Linked DNA regions of Homo sapiens: region 2 is linked to region 1. The links are chromatin loops, found by intact Hi-C in ENCODE. Cell type or tissue: ascending aorta. All regions are shown on one strand. Region 1 overlaps ZNF670-ZNF695 (ZNF670-ZNF695 readthrough (NMD candidate)). Region 2 holds the start of LINC02897 (long intergenic non-protein coding RNA 2897).

Region 1 (2,500 bases):
GGAATAGATGCTTAGGGAGAGGCAAGGCTTAGGGTCTTCAGAGCAATGAGGCGAATGGCAGGGTATAAAGCCCTTAGCCTCTTACCTCTCTTGTCTTCTATGAGCCTGTTGCTGGTTATAAACTTGCTTGAAAAGTTTGCTCTTAGTGCTAAATTGTGCAACTCAGACACACTAAAACAACTATTTATTGTACACACATCGTGCCAGACACTTTTCATGCAACACCATTAATTTAATCTCTACAGTGGCAGCCCTGTGAAGTTAGTATTATTTTCCAATTTTATTGCCAAGGAACCTGGGACAGAATGTAAATCAAGGTACTGTTTCCTTCATTGAGAAAGTCTGACTTTGGAAAAAAAGTCAGCCAAGTTAAGTAGTGTGTTGAGTGGCGTGGCTCATTTTATTTTCTGGTGCAAGCCCCTTATCTCCTCGCAGCCTCGTACAGACAGTTTGGGATCCACACTTGGAGTGGCATTGGCTTAGAAAAGGTCAACTACAGCCAGGCGTGGTGGCTCACACCTGTAATCCCAGCACTTTGGGAGGCTGAGGAGGGTGGACCATTTGAGGTCAGGAGTTCAAGACCAGCCTGGCCAACATGGTGAAACCTCATCTCTACTAAAAATACAAAAATTAGCCAGGCGTGGTGGTGAGTGCCTGTAATCCCAGCTACTCAGGAGGCCGAGGCAGGAGAGTTGCTTGAGCCTGGGAAGTAGAGGTTGCAGTCAGCCAAGATCACGCCACTGCATTCCAGTCTGAGTGACAGGGTAAGATCCTGTCTCAAAAAAGAAAAGAAAAAGAAAAGGTCAACGACGTCACTCATCGCCTCACAGGTAATGAGTGTGGAGACAGAATTCCAAGCAAACTGTGCTCTTTCCCAATACCACATTATCCTTCCAGTATTCAAGGAATGAAATCATGGCCTCAGCAAACAACTCTGCAGAATTTTCTCCTGCCACAGGGCTTTCCTTGTCCCGTTCCTTGCAATAATTTTGCAGCATGTATATTATATTAGAAAAACAATAGCTACTTAAATGTTCCATTAGAATTATAGAAGGCTGTGATACTGGTACATGGTAATTCATGGAGGTGAGCACCAGAAATTAAAGTAAGACATAAGATTGTCCTCTGAAAATAAAACAAGTGATGTCTGTACCCATTATGGATAGAATTATCCATCCGTGGGATTAAATCAAGAGACTGTGAATAAACGTGTGGTTGAGATGCATGGAAACGCCCGATATACCACTCACAGTGTCCCAGAAACAATGCCAGGGAGAAAAGCCTGATTGTCGCTTCATCAGCAAAAACCCAAATCTGTTGTACTCTGCCCTGTGTGGAATGACCTTGTGCTTAGAATGGCAGTAGTGCGGGAAAGGAAGTCGGAGACCCAGAGTTGGCTGTGTTGATCTAGAACAGACTGTTCTCTGTTGAGAGGCAATTGTGAGTCACCAGGCTTCCCAAACCTTCAAAACAATCCCCACAAGCCATGTACAGTGGTGCATGCCAATAGTCCCGGCTTCTCAAGAGGCTGAAGCAGGGGGATTGTTTGAGCCCAGGAGTGTGAGGCTATGGTGCACACTATATGACAGGCATGACAGTGCCTGTGAACGGCCACTGCACTCCAGCCTGGGCGACAAAGGGAGGGTCTGTCTCTAAAAAAAAAACCACCCCCCCAAAAAAAATAAAAAACCCTATCACCCCATTTACTCTTTGATTTTTTTTTTTTTTTTTTTGACGGAGTCTCGCTTTGTCGCCCAGGCTGGAGTGCAGTGGCCCGATCTCAGCTCACTGCAAGCTCCACCTCCCGAGTTCATGCCATTCTCCTGCCTCAGCCTCCGGAGTAGCTGGAACTACAGGCGCCCGCCACCACGCCCGGCTAATTTTTGTATTTTTTGTAGAGACGGGGTTTCACTGCATTAACCAGGATGGTCTTGATCTCCTGACCTCGTGATCTGCCTGCCTTGGCCTTCCAAAGTGCTGGGATTACAGGCGTGTGCCACCGCGCACAGCCTACTCTTTGATTTCATGTTCACCAAGCCATATTTTGATTACTCGGTTTCCCACACATCTCACTATCTGAAGAGAGGATTCTCTGGATCAGGCCTACAGGAATCCCAGTTAAAGCAAAGAAATATCCACTATTATCAATCAGTAAGTTAGAATTTTGGTTTCTAGATACACTTCTTAGGATTGTGGTTCCCACAAGTCAGTCTCCTTGAGACAGATGAGCTCTAGGAGTCCTGGCATGACCAAGTTTTCTCCAAGAGCAAGACTGGAGCCAGGTTTGTGGTGCTGTCACCGGGAGAGGGCCCGCCTGGCTGCCAGCCAGATGCCATCTCGCTCATCACCCCTCCTTTCAACCTTCACAAATGAGTGCAATTGTTGGCTACATAAAATGCCAGGAAATAAGTAAAAGTCCGAGAGGGTATGAAAATTTATCAGAAGGCTAAAAATGAGTAAGAAATCAGACCGCATAAGAATTGAGAACATAATAGGGACC
Region 2 (2,500 bases), 160 kb before region 1:
CCCCGAAGGCAGGAGGGTCTGACAGTAGAGGGCGGAGATATTTCCTGTCCTGGGTCTCCTGCCCAGAGATCACTGTTCATCAGGCCATGGCTAGGCCAGTCTGCTGGGGGAACTGTGTTCCCTGTCCCCTGCCTTGGGAGTCTAGTGGCCAGATCCAGGTTGTTACAGTTAAGAGCCCCCAGTGTACTGGGGGAAGCCCCGGGGGGAGGGGGTGGGGATGGAGGTGGAATGATGCTCCATCAAAAGGGCCCTGGGGTGGGTCCCAGAGAACAAACATCAAATTGAGGCCCTTTTCTGAAGCTGGCTGCCCAAGGAATTTGCGTTTTGGAGTAAGATGAGAACATGGGGTCAGGGAAGAAAGCATTTTGGTTTTGGAAATGCACAAAGTTCTCTGAGGCTCTCTGAGGTCCAGATGTTTCGCTAGGTATGTGCTTTAAAAGGGCCCAGGAGGAGTGGGGGCGCCCAGAAGGGACAATGCAGCCAGGGGCCAAGGTCTGGCCTGCCTGCCTCCCCACCTACAGGCATTCCAGAGTTTCGTACAAAGTCAGAAAGATGTGCGGCCAAGGAGGGCTAATGCGAGTTTATTTGGATTGTCCAGTTTAATCGTCAAAACACCCCTGACATACGGGTCCTTCCTGGCAGGTGAGGAAACTGAGGTTCGAGTAGGGCATCCAGAGCTGGGGCGGGCAGTTGGCAGCCTGCAGCCCCTGAGGTCCCGGCAGATCTTCCCTGGCCCCCAGCCAGGCACGCTGCACACTCCAGCTCATTCACCTGCCAATCACCTGTCCAGGACTCAGGCCGGCGGGGCCTCCCGTCCTCCCGCCAGCCCCCTTGCTCATCGCTGGGGCCTCCCTGCGAGGCTGTCAGCGGCCGAGGTGGGGGCCCTTGCCGGGGTGAGGAGCCGATCGTCCACCGGATCAGGCCCCCTGCAGCAGCCCGCCTGGAGCCCGAGCATGGCCGGGCGGGGAAGGGGCGGCGGCACCGGAATTGCTCCGCCCAGCTAAGGCCGGGGCCGTGGCTCCTGTGCAAGATGGGCCTGTGCACCCTCCAGCCCCTGGGCCCTCCTCGAAAATCCTCCACATCCTGCGGGACCTGGACCGCCAGCGGCCTCCCAAGCCTGGGCCATTTGCCCCGTCGCCTCCGCCTGGCATTCGACTTCTTAGAACCGCGGGCACGAGGGCAGCGTGGGGGCAGTGGTGGCTGTCAGTCCACGCGGGCCGCCGAGAGGACGCGCCCACCCCACCCTCCAAACGCCGTCCTCCTGCTTCAGCCAGAGCCGTCCCTGACATGGGCCCAGGGACGCGGCTGCAGAGGCCACTTCCGGTCACTCCCCGCTGCGGCCTCGCGCTCCGGGAGCCGCACCCTCCGCTGCGCCAGCTCCGACCGCAGTCTTCGGGAGCAGAAGCAGCGCCGCGCGGGCCCTGACCCCACACCCTCCCCGGCGCCTCCGCCTGCAGGACCCCGGCCCTCCCCGGGCTCGCTGGGTCCCTCCGCCCCGGCCGCTCCCCGCACCGCGCGCGGTGCCTACGAGCTCCAAGGCGGCGCCAGCCAAGACGGTCCCGGCCAAGCGGCGGTGGGTGCGACCCCCACCACGGGCCCCGGCACCGGCGGGGAGGGCGCGCTCCTAGGCTGCGGGAGCGGACGGACCCCTCCGACTTCGGCCACCTGGCGCCGCCGCCTCCTCCCCGCCGAAGTCCCTCCCGGGGCAGCCGCCGCAAACTTTCCGGAGCGGGAGCGACTGTGAACCCGAGTCCTCCCGGCGCCCCGGGCCCTTCGCGCGCCTGCCGGTCCCCGTAGCCCGGCCCTGCGCCCGCCCGGGCCCCACTACTGCGGCCGAGCGATCCGGCGTGACCGCGGGACCCACAGGGCGCCCCTGCCCCGCGGCTCTCTCCACCCCCGCGCGCTGGGGCTGCGGCGCCGTGTCTGGCGCGAGGCTGGGGGCCGAGGGTGCGTAGTCGGGGGAGACAGCCGGTCCTAGGGGGCCCTTTGGCCGGGCGCGGGGGCTCACGCCTGTAATCCCAACCACTGGGGAGACTGAAGCGGGAGGAGCGCTTCAGTGCAGGAGTTCGAGAGCTGGTGGGGAAACCAGCCCCACACCACCCGGCGGGTACCCCGAGTCCGGCGCAGACAAAGGATTTAGAAAGAGAATCACAGTTTAACCGGCGGGTCCAGGGGACCAGGGCGTCGGAGGCTTGCTCGCGGCCCCGAGCTCTCGGCCTCCACCCAATTTATTGGTTTACCAGCTCTTCGTTCTTAGGGCAAATGGGAGGGGTGAGAAGGGATGAGGAAAAGGATTAATCAATGAAGGAGAACTCGTGACTCATTTAATAAGATGTGTAGCCGTGGCGGTTTCTGTGAATTTCCTCTAGCAAAGGCGTGTGTCTAAACTATTTAAGATCTTTACCTTATCCGGACTGAAATGCGTGGGAGCGGGTTTCAGGAGCAGCCAAGATGTTTGATTGTACTCCACTGCTTCAAGGGAGTGTTATCTCCGCCAGCA

What was found. A loop is a pair of places that touch in the nucleus more often than their neighbours do. Peaks named below come from ENCODE experiments on the same cell type or tissue, not always from the same donor. Only the 100,000 strongest peaks of a DNase experiment are listed, where the experiment ranks them.
Region 2: it touches region 1 in a loop (2.3-fold over the local background); 29 of 110 quality-filtered maps call a loop at or near these places.

Annotation. Positions count from the first base shown.
Region 1 is chr1:246,946,371-246,948,870 of GRCh38, reverse strand. The region is part of intron 6 of ZNF670-ZNF695 (ZNF670-ZNF695 readthrough (NMD candidate)); the gene reads left to right. It also overlaps a transcript of ZNF695 not described here. Among named protein-coding and RNA genes, the nearest start is that of AHCTF1, 16 kb to the right of the region's middle. In ascending aorta, no CTCF peak of the experiment used is centred here; a DNase peak (open chromatin) is centred at 1,460; H3K4me3 peaks cover 523 bases; H3K27ac peaks cover 2,500 bases.
Region 2 is chr1:247,110,755-247,113,254 of GRCh38, reverse strand. LINC02897 (long intergenic non-protein coding RNA 2897) reads left to right here and starts at 838. Exons shown (of 1, transcript NR_167894.1): 1 at 838-2,500. In ascending aorta, no CTCF peak of the experiment used is centred here; a DNase peak (open chromatin) is centred at 1,304; H3K4me3 peaks cover 1,927 bases; H3K27ac peaks cover 1,473 bases.